Linked DNA regions of Homo sapiens: region 1 is linked to region 2. The links are chromatin loops, found by intact Hi-C in ENCODE. Cell type or tissue: endothelial cell of umbilical vein. All regions are shown on one strand. Links, peaks and the distances in the headings refer to the core of each region. The heading gives the core; the rest is flanking DNA. Region 1 has its middle 230 kb from the start of MRPS30. Region 2 overlaps HCN1 (hyperpolarization activated cyclic nucleotide gated potassium channel 1).

The links. Peaks named below come from ENCODE experiments on the same cell type or tissue, not always from the same donor. Only the 100,000 strongest peaks of a DNase experiment are listed, where the experiment ranks them.
Region 1: it touches region 2 in a loop (23-fold over the local background); 45 of 110 quality-filtered maps call a loop at or near these places.

The regions. Positions count from the first base shown.
Region 1 is chr5:45,035,277-45,043,592 of GRCh38, forward strand. No RefSeq gene overlaps it. Among named protein-coding and RNA genes, the nearest start is that of MRPS30, 230 kb to the left of the region's middle. In endothelial cell of umbilical vein, for the core only: a CTCF peak has its summit at 3,287 (motif pointing right); a DNase peak (open chromatin) is centred at 3,315.
Region 2 is chr5:45,516,058-45,524,406 of GRCh38, forward strand. The region is part of intron 2 of HCN1 (hyperpolarization activated cyclic nucleotide gated potassium channel 1); the gene reads right to left. Among named protein-coding and RNA genes, the nearest start is that of HCN1, 180 kb to the right of the region's middle. In endothelial cell of umbilical vein, for the core only: no CTCF peak of the experiment used is centred there; a DNase peak (open chromatin) is centred at 5,184.

The sequences.
Region 1 (8,316 bases), core at 1-8,000, 480 kb before region 2:
GTATGTATTTGTATTTTATTTTATTCCATTTCATGTTGCATATTTGCTAATACAAGTTTGTATCTCAATAGTGTTCTGTTGACCCTTGCTTGCATTTACTAATATCACTTGGGAGGCAGTCTGTGGATAAGGGCTATCTATATATGGCCAGAATATATGCCTCCTTATCAAAAGAGCTCGTTACTTCCTGATTGTCCAATTTGGCCTAGGTCAGTTCACAACACTTTCTTTTTTTCCTTCCTGCTTTCCTCATTATATCTTTTCTTTTTTTCATCTCTTTTCCTCTCCATTTTCAATATTTGTTTATTGAAGTTTTACTGTCTTCCCAGCATGGTGTAAGGAATTAAGTAAAACTTTCCTAATTTATATTTTATCCCAGTACAGAAAACGGAAGTCTTTCTTGCATAGACTCAAAATTCACCATAGTTAAGAAAGCTGCACCTCTTTGCCATTGTTTCTTCAGCAACAAACCTGAAAGCCCCCTAGCTACTCTTATGACTCCCCAGCCTAATACCAGGTAGTTTTCTATAATTTTGGTTGTGACCTCTATGTTATGACTGAAAACTAAAAATAAAAGTAATGGCAAAACCCACGATTACTTTTGCACCATTCTATAGATAATTAATAGATAATGTATGCATCTAATGGTTTGAGATTTTTAGGCTGCCATCTGCCATGTTAATGTTAATTTAGAGTGGAATGGTCACACCAGGATTTATATAGCAACAGGACTACCTGTTAGAAAGGCAGGTCAATGAGTGAGGTTAATTCGGAATGAGTTGACAAGAATAATATTGAGACAAGGTAGGCAAGCTGTAGGAATTAGCAACCATGGATTTACAATAGAAGGACCATCAGCATCCAGAGGACACAAACTGAGAAATATATGAGGTGACAATGAGGTGACAAGTCAAGTCAAGGATTCTGGTTAATAGGAGAGTGAGCTCTCCTCCAGGGCCTGCAGGCTTACCACAGAGCACTTGAGCCCACTGCTGAGTGCTAGTCAGCTGTCTCTTCACAGGTAACTTTCTATGCCTTTTTCTGTTCACAAGGATGATGGCTAACTGGGACTATTACTCTATAATGGGCAAAAATTATGTGCTTATTGTTTTTCATTGAACCCCAGAGATGTTCACATGGGTTTATTCAAGGATAGCAGATAATGTAAGATAATCTCAAGTTCATAAACCAGATATATCTTGTTTTGGTGTGTTATTTTTCAAAATGTCATGTTTTCTTACTGCTATGGACTTTATAAACATGTTAACTCAGGTGATTGTATGATGAACTCACTTCCATGACTTGATTAGGTATTTCATGCCTCAGTGTGTGTAACGATGTCTATGTCTTACCCCAGGAGTGAAGAGTGCTTCTTTAATTTATTTGGCTCATTGTACTCTCTACAAAAGAGATGAGGGAAAACAAAGCAACCCAGAATGAAAAAAATTGTGGACTTTTGTACCTGTATTTAAAATTTGGACTCCTTCTTATGCCAGGCAAACCTCTGATACTAATACTGTGTTAACACTAAATGTACTGTACCTCCTATTTTCTTTTCTTTCAATATTATTTTCTAAGGCTTTCATTTTCTAAAAATCTCATCTTAGCCACGTTGTTCTCTTTTCTCTTTTAAAAAAATCCTTAAAAATAAATTCTTGTAGATCCCATTGACTATGAAAATATTTCATTTTAGGAGTTATCATGTATAATAATGTGAGCCACGTGCTTAGCTAATTATCATAGCTGTTACCTGTTTGGTTCCTTCAGCAAAAAATTGTCAAATTCAAAAGTTTACATTCAGAAGTTGAAGAATATGATTGGATTTTTAATCTTAAGAGTCTAAGCACCTGCCTTTGATAACTCTTTGTAGCATATATGTTAACATTCTTACCAAGGGTGTTTGAGCTGTACCAATTACCTCAGTGTCTGTCCTTGGAAAAAAAAAATGTCACTCTTTACTAATTGATCTCAGCATCCAGGAGCAGTTCATCAACTATAATCACAACTTTAAATTCTTCTGCATTTGAATTAAGGGATACAGAGGGACTAGATTAAATGAAGTTAGATGTCTCCTAAGAGTGGGCTTTGGTGTGGAGTCAGCATAAATAAGAGTAAGTGCAGTATATAATGAATAACTCAAGTGGGAAGTTATGGGAAAGAAATACAGTAAGGCTTGGTGTATAATGAATAATTCTGGCTGTGAACACTCTGAATGATGATAGCTCACCGTCCTCCTCCCCATATTTTAAAGGTGAAATTTAAAATGAAGAAAACTTGAGAATGCTCCTCATCAGGAGAACACTAGAATACAAAAACCAGTACAAGTATTTTGAAGCGACTATATTAGAGATAAAACTTCTTGATTCAAACTTAAGGTTTGTCCAGACCAGTTTCACATCAGACATGGTTTCCTTTTCAACAATAAAAATCTTTTCTAATATAATCACATCGACAGAAATATTGGTCAGACTGAAAGCAAGTCGACTAGTTATTTCTTTATGATGACCTATTTCAGTTCTCTTTAAGCTACTTACAAATGTTCCAAAATAGTTTAGACTTTCAACTGCCATTTTTATAAAAAGTTTTCAAAGACAAATTTTAACTAGCAAAATATATGAAGTATTTTTTTTACTAAGCTACAGATGTAGTTTCCAATTCCTGTAACTTTGGGCCTCCTTCTACAGGCTTGATAGCTATAAAATAAAACCAGTTATTATTTAATTCAGTGGTTAACTACACTCTTTTAGAACGTTCGAAGGTCATGAAATTAATGTTCTACCCTTGTGAAATGAAAGCCTGAAAGCTGAGAAGTTAACTCAGCATATTTTAGTAAGACTTAACTGCAGGCTATATATACACTTGGAATAGAAGTGTTCGGATCTCTGTATTAAGGATGTCAGCATTTCCATTAAAAATAGCCTAGGTAAGGAGTTTAACTAGATTCAGTCATTGCATTTCTTTGGTTAGAGTTACTTAGGCTAAAATATTCTCAAATATACATATTCTGATTATCTGATTGCTTCAATTGATGAATATATTTAAATACAGAATTTGAGTCCCTCTCCTAGATATGTTTCCTTTCATTTGTAATTCATCATTTATTTAATGAAATAACCACATTGTGTCTTTAGCCTTTAAGAATTTCCTTTCTTAAAAGAATTATGTGTGTGTGCATTTTGAGACAGCCTAATGTGAAGGATCATTTGAAAAAAGCTTAGTTGCTTCTAACTTCAAACTCCCTTGGTAAAACACCCACTCAAGGAACAGAACGAAACAAAAAAACTGCAGGAGATTTAACACTAGGGGGCACTAAGAACCTCCTCTAAACTTTTCTGTCCTTTCCTTCTCAAATTGTATGCTGGTTGTCAGTCCCCGCTTTATTTATTATCTTTAGGTGTTAGTACCCTTCTCTTGATTTGGTTAGTAGATTTGTCTGTGAGAAGGCCAAGGAGTGAATGGAGAAATGGCATGTCAGCTTGTATTTTCAGTATTGGACAAAATGTACTGTAAGAGAAGATCCTGCATTCTCCCACATAGAGACATCTACTTCTCTGGTATTACATATTTTAGTAAAATACGTGATCCTTAAATGAGACACTTACAGACACAACTTATAGAATCCCCCAAAGGCAAGCTTAAATTGCCATTTTCTGTTATTCATATGTGCAAATGTGGCTTGTTGTAATAGCCCATCCTTAACAAAAATTATTTTACTGTACCACTGCCCAGTAATAATGATGACTAAAATTGATTTAACATTTTCTTTGTATCCAACACAGTACCAAGCACTTCATTAGGATTTTCTCTTTTAACTTTTTAACACAGTCCTATGATGTTGAATAGGTTACTTCCTTTACTTTGTAGATGAGGAAAATCAGACATGGGAAGATTAACTTGCTCAAAGATAAAATAATTAATAAGGGTGACAGCATGTCCACAATGCAAGTGTCTGTGATACCAACATTTTTAAAATTTTGATTTATCATACATTGAACATTTGGCTCATATTCATAATTAGCTTTGATTTAAAATATTCCCTTCTATATGTCAGACCATATGTTCTGCTTTTGTTTCAGAAAATATAATTGCCATTATTTTTTTAAAAACTGTAAAGCTAGAAAGTATTATGTAATATGCAAGTAATGTGTTTAGAATTATATTATTTGACCAAAAATGTTTATGCTGCTTCAAAAATCCTAGTGTACTTGAAAAATTTTTCTTGGTTACAAATTCTCTCTATATATTTACATGGTCCATCACTGAATGCGATAGGCACCTATAATGGGTCAAATACTATGAGACATATATGCCATACAGTGCCACTTCCAATGTCCTCAAGGGTCAGAAATATACACACAAAATATATGGAAGATTGGTCAAACAATGAGTAATGCTTTATAAGGAAATACATTAGAATTTCGGCAAGAGGGCAGTTGACTGTGTTCTGAGATGGCCAAGGAAAGAATTAGATAACAATGGGGTTTGGCCTGCACATTTCTGCACATGCACCCGAGAACTTAAGGTATAATAAAAATAAATAAATAAACAATGGGGTTTGGATTAGGCTTCAAAGAATGGGGAAAGGGAGAAGTGTAGAGGAAAGGAAGCAGATTTCCAGCAAGGTAACTATGTTAACTAAAAGTCGTTTCTTAGAGATGAAAATGGAAAATGTTATGATTATTGGGGAGATATAGGTTCCATAGGAGATCAACAGTAGAGAATAAAAAACGATAGATCAAAATGGAAAGATGGCTGACCAAAATTTTAGACTTTAATCTTTATCCTTTCACAAATTATTGTAAAGATACTAATGGTTATGTAAAAACCATGTTCATGGAGATTGATCTTGTGTGTGACTAATATATTGCAGAAGAAGGAGATAGGGATTGCAGTTAGGAGACTTTTACAACAATCCAGGCCCCTTGAAAAGTTAAAAAGGACCGATTTAAGTCCTGACAGTGAAAAAAAAGAAATAAACCATACATTTTATTTAATATAACAGCTTTAATGAGATATAATTAACATACCATAAAATTCACTCCTTTAAAATGTACAATGCTATGTTTACAGTATCTTCTCAGAGCTATGCAACAGTTGCCACTAAATATAGAGCATCTTTATCATCCATGAGAGAAACCCCATATCAATTAGGTCACTTCCCGTGCCTCGTTTTCCCCAGACCCTGGCAACCACTAATCTCCTGTGTGTGTTTATGAATTTACCTATTCTGGACAATTTAGGTGATAGAATCAAATAAGTCCTTTTGTGACTGGCTTTTTTCACTTAGCATGTTTACTAGGTTCCTCTTTGTGTATAAACTTTTTATAGGTTTTGATTAAGTAGCAGTGCCTGTTTCATATAAATCTTTAGTCAATCTTAGTTACAATCTTAATTACTAAGTATGGTATGTCTACGTTATTATTTCAAATCTCCTTTTCTTAAAAGTTGTACTACTGACTGAACAACATTAAGTACATAGGTGGCTGGTAGTACACAAGTAGACTTAGCCAAATTAGGCATAAGTGGTAGTTTTTAAGGGTTCTTTAAGTATAATTTTGTGACTTGAGGAAGTGAAATATTTTGTCTCAGGTACAAAACTGAGCCTGTCTCAGCGCTATAGCCACAACCCAAAAAGTTACTTAATATGAAATGAGTGTTGGACTAGATATGATCTAAACTTCTCTCACCAACTAAAAAATTCTTTGTGTTCAGATAATTAGCAGAATATTTTCCCTGACCTACATCAATCTTCAGTCTTAGCATTATTGATGAACAATTGTTATACAGTTATTTTAAACTTATGATTCACTGTCCATCATAGAAATATGATTTCAAAACTATTTAACGTTTTCTTTGTGACAAGCAAGCCAATATTTATCTGATAATTTTAATATCTATTGCAGATAAAAAATTTTTTTGTTTTGCTCTTTAAAATGTAGATATTTTTTCCCTTTCTCTCAAAGTACAAGTATTTTCATTAAAGTTTCCTGCCTTTGGCACTTGGACATCCCACACTTTTTAATACAAAAATATATATTGCATTTATCATTACATTTTGCTTTTTCAGAAAACTAAAACTTGCGTCACTTAAGGCAAATAATATTATGAAAAACAACTGTAGATGAGGCTTCACACTCAGTCTACCAGGAATGACAGAGTGTCATACCCAAAGATATTCTTCTTTATATATATTCATAAGAATAAGTACTGGAATCGAATTGTTTTCAGGCTTTCAATGTGAATTTTGTCTGAATGTATATAAGTTAAACATTTTTGAGGCAGTTATTTTCTATTATAGATACCTTCACAATGAAAGAAAAATATGTTACTTCTATAATGGACTCATCCTGAGGCCAATTTGCATATCAGTATATATTTCTTTACACTATGAGATATGTTCAACACAAATCATGAATACTATTGTTGCCTGAAACTCTTTAAAAGTAGAGGGGGAAAAATGTTTGAAAATGCTGAAGAAGAAATTAGTAATTGTCTATATAACGACCTCCTAGTCAGTACAAAAACATTATTGAAAAAATATAAGAAAGGGGGAAAAAGCAAGTTCAAATATAATGTACAGATATTTGTTAAAAGTGAGCATTTTTATTATAACATATTATTTTATAGAGAGCAAAATGTATAGGTGACGACATAAATATTAATGAATGCAGTTAGCTGTTATCTCTATGTCATGGCAAATTGTCCAATTTTTATACATCTCTGACTTAGATTTAGTTAGAAATCAAGATTTAGATTTAGTTATAAATTTCAATTTCTAATCAAATTCCTTAATCAATTTTTATATTTATAAAATCAACTTCAATTTATTTTATGTCTTGTTCACTTGTCTCTCTTTCCTTCTTTGGCTTTGTTTATTTGTGTAGCACATAGCCAGTTGTTATTCTTCAGAAGATGTTTGGAATAAATATGTTGCAAAAATGTGCTCCCCAAATAAAGTTGCAACAGTGAAGTGAACAAATGTATCAACTATACACATATTTTGAAGACATAAAGTTAACCCTCCCCCTAGGTCAAAAATAGTGGCAGGCAGTTTCCTAAGAGAAAAAACTAATGGCTTCATATAAAATTTTCTGAGATGATATGAAGATAGGTGTTAAATGACCATGTTTCTTTTTTGGCTTAATTATGTTCCTTTTCAAAATGTATTGTTAACTGTTATTTTGTAGGATGAAGATGACTAAGCAATTTCTGGACATTCACCCCTCTGGAGGCTTAGATTTCATAGTGTGAAAATGAATGTGCTATGTGTTGCATTATACTCTCTGAATAAAATCCTGATTACCTATGCAACAAGGACCACAGGGGGCACGGGATAGAATTATGAAATCAGTTATGGAATATGCATTTAGAACAGAAGTAACTCTGCCCAAATAACCCAGGAGGAAGAAAAGGACTTCTCCACAAGGGCAAGTACACATAGAATAACTGCAAAGCAACCAAGAACTTCAATGCACACTAAATTGGCCATCATTATTTTAATGAGCTGGCTGTAATTTTTAAAAGCATTTGCTTTTGTAGGCAGATGCATAAAATCTGTTCTAATGGGGTCATTTATTAATTTGCCTAAAGATTATTTCTTGTGACGAAAGCCTAATGGATTTAATAGAATGCATCTTTAAGTAGCAGGGCCTAAAATTTGTGTGTGTGTGTCTGTGTGTTTAATTTCAAATCTTTCTATTGTGCATTGCACCAAAATTTTCCATGTTAATCATCTTTTCTTATGTTCAAATTATTAGAACTCTAAATTCAATAAGGTTTTCTATGATCGTTGTTTTGGTTACTGAGAACCTAATGTTTTTGCATATTGCTTTCTACTTGACCTTCTTTAGATCTATGTTCTATTCTTGCACACTGTGAAAGACTGCCTGACCTCGTCATTGAAAGTCTCCAAGCTTATTACTCTCTCTTTCCCTTATCTACTTTATTTTTCTTCAATGCACTTATTACCTTGTTTATATGTTTTCTCAGTAGGAATTAAGCTTCATAAGGGCCTCTGCCCTTTGCTTAATGCTGTCACCCTGGAGACTGGCATGTTGTAGGTGCTCAATAAATATTTGTTAGGGGAATGAATAAAAATACAAAAGCTAGACAAACGGAATTCATTCCAATTCACTTTCAAAATGCTGGTCATTTTTTTTAAAGGATGTAATCATCAGCTTTAATGCACTTCCATATGAGGAGTTATCTTTATGGATGTTCTCTACAATAATTCAGCATTGTCCTAGTTTAGGCCTTCATTTTATCATACTAAGACTCTGCAACACCCTCTTAATGGTTCTTTTTTGGTTTCAGACT
Region 2 (8,349 bases), core at 350-8,349:
CTTATTTTGCATTTATATCCATCATATATCTCAACCAGTGTTATTGTTTATTGTATCATTACACAAATACATAGATCATTTCCATGTTTGCTCTTTTGGAAGGGGTTTCCTCAATGGAGTTGACTTATCCTCCAAATTTGACCCATTCTTTTAGGCCCAGTTCACATCTTCTCTCCTTCTAGCCCTTACCTCCCTGTTTAAACATTGAACACTTTTTTCTCCTTAAACTACTAGAGTACTTGTATTCTGGAGTAAAACTTTTGAAATTTGATTAAATACAGTGTACCATCCATATCCCCAGAAGAACAGTTTATATAAAGTGATGTATATTTTAAAAAGCTAACTTTTTAAAGAAAGAAATAAGAAGTGATATTTTCTTCTTTTGTTTCTCTTTTTCTTCTAGTCCTTTCAGTAGTTCTTTGGAATGCAAGGATAAGATAGACAATATTCATAAATAAAACTTCCTCCAATTAAAATATGCCATAATTTGAATTTGGCAAATTAGTTTGTGGTATTAGATATATTTTTGTAACTCTATTGGAAATTATTTTCCTGGTTTTATAAACTGCTCTCAACTTTGTCAACTCCAGGATTAACTGCATATTGATCCTTAGAATAGTCCACCATAGAAAAATTTGATTAATAAGCCAAAGCTAATTGTGTCTCTGAATATTTTTTATTGTCTTGAGGATTACTGAAGTCTCTCTTATACTTTGTATTTGATCAGACTTGGTATCTTATTAAATATTATTAGTTCATACTGTCTTATTACAGCCAGAGTCCACTATGCATTTAAAATTATGATGTTCTTCATATCATGTCCCATATATTATAGATGTTAACTTATTAGTTATCTCATTGAAGTAAAAAAAATTCTTCTGCTAAGTTTCTCAGGATAATATTCAGGAGCAGAAGTCTGCAGACTCTAGACACAGTTCCTTCTTTATTGATTTATGCATAAAGAGAATCATAGGACTTTGTGGAAAACTGTGTTAGGAAAAAAATTGTAAGACTGCTTTGAGCCTTTATTGACATATTCTGAAGGCTTTGATTTCATAAATGCTAACAAGCCATAAGTATAAGTTGTGTGACTTTAATACAGACTCCTGGATATTGATAGTTATTAAGAACCTGCACCATAATTAAACCACGATAGTCAGAACAGACAGGAATAATCTCTAATCAGACACAATTTCTAGTGGGGTAAAAATGGGAATACATTCATACTACTCCCTTATTTTTACTTCTTTATTAATAAATTGATTCTACTTTTTGGATGAGTTTGTTTCATGGCTTCCTTTGATCCCCACGCTATCCCCATCATACACACACATATGCATGTATAAATATTCATGCATACATTCATATTGTAGAAAACAAAAAGATATTTTCCTACGTATACATTATCACATAGCCTCAAATCTGATCTTCTGTGGCAGAGATTGTATTCCCAATTTCCCCTTAAAAAAAAAAAAAAAAAAAAAAAACATGATTTCACTGGGGTCAGAACATTGCCAAGATAAAAAAGCTGTATTTCCCACCCATCCTTATAAATAGAAATGTCCGTGTGATGTCAGTCAAAATATCGGCTTTGAGCTTCCAAGGAGGTTGACTCAAATAGTCTATACCCTATTACCATTGGTTCTTCATCTTTTCTTCTTTTTGAAGAAAAAACTACCTGAATTACAGCAAAGATCTTGTAAAAATAAGAACAAGAACCACAACCTGAAAATTGTGGCAAAGAAAGCTAAAAGGACATGATAATATCCCCAATGAAATGATGTTGTCCCCATACCAGCTTCTTATGGCCTATCTTTGGGCTTCTCTTTATTTGGAAAAAAGCAAATCAAAAATCAATTTTTAGCCACTGTAATATAAGTTACTTGCTATATGTAGTCCACTGCAATTCCTACTAATACACCTCCTAAATTTTGTCAGAAATAAGAATTTCAGATAAATGAATGCTAAAATTGAAGCAATCAATTGTGGTTGATGACATTTCACATTTAACTGGCTCACAGCTAAAAGGTGCAAAGTGTAAGTTAATTTATTGATTTGCCCAGAGTGATAGACTGAAACAACTTTATCTTAGAGGATTTACCGGGAGGTTACATCACTTCAGATTACTGAAACCATAGTCTATGATGTACAACATTTGGCACATCAATCATTTATTTGCATCAGAGTAGACTCTAAATTGTTGTGGGCAAAATCTTGACTTTGTTTTTGGGCATTCCATGGTTCCATATCTACCAAGCAGTATGAGAGGCCTCTCTTTAAACTCATGTCTCCATCAGTCTCCCCACATTGTTCAAGATGTCAGCTCCTGGGCAGAAGCATGGTGGTGTGGCAGCCTGATCACAGGACTGGCAGGATCATGCTGGCTACTAGGAAGAATCTCCTGATGGCACAGGGATGACTGGGGGTCTGAGTAAGATAAGCAGAAATTGGAATAAGATAAGCAGGTTATATTGAGAGTGCAGGAAACCTAAGATATGCACAGCCTGAGGAGGAGGCCCAACGACGTAAATACTGTGACCCTGATAGAAGAGACCATTTGATGGACAATCCCTTCAGGGGCTGAAGAGAATCAAAATGGAATGTGAAGAAAGATTAAAACAAATGAAAAATTCATCCTGGGGGTCATTTTTCATCAGAAAACAACAGAAAGAATACAGTTAGATAATGAAGTTCTTTCAGCCAGTAATTTGTTGAAAAGAGGGAAGGGAATCTTAGCATATGGGGACCAAAAAGTAAACCTGAAGAAATTAGAAAACTCTGTATTACTATCCAGAAAACAACTGAGTTTCCTAAGCTAAGAAAAACTTTAAAAATGCCTTCATATAAGATCTCAGCAGCCCAAAGGTACTGATGTAAAAGGTATTTATATACATATAAAATGTGCATATATATACATAAATATATAAAATTTAAAACAAATATATATAATTTTCACAGAGGGCCCTAAGACCATTTTGGTAGCTGATTGCCAGAACAAAAAGAGGGCCATCAAAATCAAGTTATGCTAGCATAAATTATGGCCATATATATTAATTATAGGAATCACAACCAATTTTATTAGAAGGAATTTAATGCTTACATTTGAACAACAACAACAACAAAAAGTCTGGCTACTGGGAAATGAGAATCTGAGTTTTCTCCTCCTAAGTAATCAAGATAATGAGAAGATCACAGACCACTACAATGAGAAGTTCAAGAAGATGATCAGGTAACACTGAGAGAAGCTTGTGGATCCTGAAAACTGTGTTTATTGTTTACATTGATAAGTATAGGATATACTCTAAATCAAACACACAAACATACACACACTGTCCTTTCTAGAGGCCTGCTAATTTTTTAGTAGATAAGTCCGAAAAGTAGGCCATAGTAGTTCTACTTTTTACATGCTGGGATCTGTGATATTGAATTTGTAATATTTTGAGAAAAAAACAATGTGCAGTTTTCTCAAAATGACAAGCAGTGAGTATTGTGTTTACTTCCCACTAACATGTTTTCCCCCTCAGTCAACAAAAAGAAATATATGTAGGGTGTGAGATTTTATCACATCAATTTTTAAAAACTATTTATTCAATAATGTCTTTCATTCCAAATAGCATGAGATTTTGAGTCTCATTATTCATAGAATCTCATTATTCATTGAAACCTGTCTTGGAAAATCTAAGAGGGACCAAAAGGAAAATTTTATTTTCTGTCTTTTACAAACTTGCTGTATTCATTCATTTTAAAATGTATTTTTTTTTTTACCATTTTAGCTCTTATTTGTTAAACATAAAATAAACTTAACCAGGTAGTTAAAAATATTTATAGGTGATTTTTACCTAATAATTAGGTTGGCTTTCTATAAAAACATGTGTTTACCCATAAGAGTTGACAACAGTTATCTGCATTCTTAGTACCTGTAAGACTTGAATTCATTGCCACAAAATACTGATCAAAATCTTAGTGGATAAAAATAATATTTATGTATAACATTTATGAATAAAGATATGGGCATTAATCACTATATTATCAAAAGTATAAGCAGTTCACATATGTGTGCTTAGGTTGGTCCATTCTGTCACAGTACCTCATCTATATTGTTTTGCTTAGCCTGCTCCCATTGGAGTAATCTTTATTGAACATTATTTGGGCATTACTGCATTGGTCATATGAGAATGTGGCACAAAAAGTCTTAGGAAACTCATTTTTAATTATCTTTAGGAGCATATTGAAAGCATTGTTCATTGCATGACATGCTTATCTCTTCATAGGGATTAATTGGAAATTAATATTTGCATCTGCTCCAGTCTCAGTCTTTGGAATATGTGTATATCACCTAGTAATTGGTTTGTATTTAACTTATGGACACTGATTTATGCAACTTGTCTTATTTAGCCTTCCCATTGTCTGTTACATAGCACAGAACTGTATTTGTTATCCACCTAGTGCCAGTACATTGCAAATTATAATATTTCATGTATTAATCTTATTTTCATGTTCACTTTCCCTGACCCTATTATCTTTTGAATTTCTTTACATATTAATTTTAATATTATTCTATGATGCTTATTTTATTAACTATCCAAAGTTTCTCTTTTGTAAACAAGGCAGTATATAGCAGCATCTTAAAAATAAACATTCATCTATGCATTCATTTGGTAAGTATATATTGAGGACTTACATTATGGCAGAGCCTGTATAAAGTGCTGGTTTTACAATGGAGAATAAGCAGCTTCAAGGAACTTCTTTTAGAGATGAAAAGACATACTACTCAGGCAAGTCATTATAATATAATATAAGTGTTATCACATGTACAATGTCCAGTAGTAGCATAAAGGATAAACAAGTCTCTTTTAGAAGACAGATGCTGTATCAGTCATGGCCCTGCCAAGAAAAGCACGTCATATGCAAACCAGCTACTTTCCTAAGAGGTTTTTTTTTTTGTTTTTTTGGCTTTTTAAAAAATTATTTTAAAGGGCCTGGGAAAGATTTAGTAAGAGATGACATAGATCCTTGAGGCTTGTACCATCTGGGAGCCCTTGAACACTTGGACCTGAAGAGACGAAAAGAGAGGTTCAGGAATCCAAAGAAGATAAATATATAGAGAGAGCACCCTAAAGGAGAGTGAAACCAACCCTCTTTGCAAAGAGGGAGCCAAGAAAACAAAGGCTCTGAACTCCCTTGCAACCTTCTCTTCTTCTAGCTTCTGGCGCCTCCCATTGGCCAAACTTAACATGAAGCCACAGAGAAAGTGTATTAGTTTCCAAGGGCTATGGTACCACAGACTAGATAGATTTGAACAACAGAAATTTATTGTATCACAGTTCTGGAGGCTAGTAGTCTGAAATCAAGGTATCAGCAAGGTTGGTTTCTTGTGAGGTTTGTGAGGAAAAATCTGTTCCATGCCTTTCTCCTACATTCTGGTAGCCTCAGAAATTGCTTGGCTTGTAGATGGCATTATGTCTTTTCATATCATCTTCCCTTCTTTCATCTGTGTCTTTGTGTCCAAATCAAATGCTTTTATTAGGATACCAGTCATGCTGGATTAGAACCCATGCCAATGACCTCATTTTAACCTGATTACCTCTGTTATGACCCTATTTCCAAATAGGGTCGCATGCTGAAGTACTAGGATTGAGTACTTCACCATATCTTTTGCAGGGAGGGGATAAAATTAACCCATAACAGCAAGGAGTTCCAGTAATGTGGTCTAAATATTAAATAACGTTATAATATAACTTATTATCAGCAAAGATACAGCTCCACAGTTTTCACTAATCATTAATCAGCTATGTTATTAAATAAGGGAATTATTATGTTTGGTAGAATAATTTTACAGAACATTAGGGTAAAGACTTCCAATTTAACTAAAACTCAGAAGGTTTTAAGAATATTCTAGAGTCTTACTTGTTATAGATGAGATTGATTTAGTCAGTTTAAATCGTTCTTAAATTTTAAAACACTATAAACTAAATGACTTTGCAATTTTATTCAACTGTATGTTTCTGTTTCTTACCTAATAGTCATGTATCTTACCTAATAACCTATAGTTAGAAACCTTGATTTTATTCCACTTCTTTAAAATATAGAAATTTACTTTCTTAACAGTATTTCTAATTTTATTCCCCTAAGTTGTTAAAAAAAGTCATGTATCCAGAATTACTTTTGCTGTTATTACCGTCAGCTTCATTTTAAGCTATACACTTAAACTTACTGTGTAAATAATTAAATGTATGTGGTCATTTTCATAGGTTATAGAAATGATCATTAAAACCTTTGTTCAAAATCACCATGTGAAAAACTAGTGTCAGATTTACTGATTTGAATTAAATTATGCATTGAGTTTCAAACCTGTGCAAAATGAAAGCACAGTATGGCCCTCAGCATCAATCTCAACACACAAACATTCATCAGTACTATACCCCTACAATTACTTAGAAGGAAATGTAATTTGAAGCAAAAATTAATCTTACTTAAATTGCCTGCAGTTTTACCCAAAAGATACTCTGACTTAGTAGAAATCCTTAAAATGTAAGTCTCTTTTCTTTTTTTTTTTTTGTTTTGTTTTGTTTTGCAATCTGAAAAATAGCTTTTATTTTGCACTAATAAAACCATCAAAAAATATCTTTTGGAAACGACAACTCTGCTTTGAATTGACAACATAGACCAGGGGCTGGTCAACCACAGCTTCTCTATCACATCCATCCTGCTGCTTGTTTTCCTAAATAGTTGAAACACGCTCATGTCATTTATTTACATATTGTCCAAGTCTGCTTTCACATCTTTTTTTTTCCTTTTTTAAATTTTATTATTACTATACTTTAAGTTTTAGGGTACATGTGCACAATGTGCAGGTTAGTTACATATGTATACATGTGCCATGCTAGTGTGCTGCACCCATCAACTCGTCATTTAGCATTAGGTATATCTCCTAAGGCCATCCCTCCCCACTCCCCCCACCCCACAACAGTCCCCAGAGTGTGATGTTCCCCTTCCTGTGTCCATGTGTTCTCATTGTTCAATTCCCACCTATGAGTGAGAACATGTGGTGTTTGGTTTTTTGTCCTTGTGATAGTTTACTGAGAATGATGATTTCCAATTTCATCCATGTTCCTACAAAGGACATGAACTCATCATTTCTTATGGCTGCGTAGTATTCCATAGTGTATATGTGCCACATTTTCTTAATCCAGTATATCATTGTTGGACATTTGGGTTGGTTCCCAGTCTTTGCTATTGTGAATAGTGCCACAATAAACATACGTGTGCATGTGTCTTTATAGCAGCATGATTTATAGTCCTTTGGGTATATACTCAGTAATGGGATGGCTGGGTCAAATGGTATTTCTAGTTCTAGATCCCTGAGGAATCGCCACACTGACTTCCACAATGGTTGAACTAGTTTACAGTCCCACCAACAGTGTAAAAGTGTTCCTATTTCTCCACATACTCTCCAGCACCTGTTGTTTCCTGACTTTTTAAATGATTGCCATTCTAACTGGTGTGAGATGGTATCTCATTGTGGTTTTGATTTGCATTTCTCTGATGGCCAGTGATGGTGAGCATTTTTTCATGTGTTTTTTGGCTGCATAAATGTCTTCTTTTGAGAGGTGTCTGTTCATGTCCTTCGCCCACTTTTTGATGGGTTTGTTTGCTTTTTTCTTGTAAATTTCTTTGAGTTCATTGTAGATCCTGGATATTAGCCCTTTGTCAGATGAATAGGTTGCGAAAATTTTCTCCCATTTTGTAGGTTGCCTGTTCACTCTGATAGTAGTTTCTTTTGCTGTGCAGAAGCTCTTTAGTTTAATTAGATCCCATTTGTCAATTTTGGCTTTTGTTGCCATTGCTTTTGGGGTTTTGGACATGAAGTCCTTGCCCATGCCTATGTCCTGAATGGTATTGCCTAGGTTTTCTTCTAGGGTTTTTATGGTTTTAGGTCTAACATTTAAGTCTTTAATCCATCTTGAATTAATTTTTGTATAAGGTGTAAGGAAGGGATCCAGTTTCAGCTTTCTATACATGGCTAGCCAGTTTTCCCAGCACCATTTATTAAATAGGGAATCCTTTCGCCATTTCTTGTTTTTCTCAGGTTTGTCAAAGATCAGATAGTTGTAGATACGTGGCGTTATTTCTGAGGGCTCTGTTCTGTTCCATTGATCTATATCTCTGTTTTGCTACCAGTACTATGCTGTTTTGGTTACTGTAGCCTTGTAGTATAGTTTGAAGTCAGGTAGCGTGATGCCTCCCGCTTTGTTCTTTTGGCTTAGGATTGACTTGGCGATGAGGGCTCTTTTTTGGTTCCATATGAACTTTAAAGTAGTTTTTTCCAATTCTGTGAAGAAAGTCATT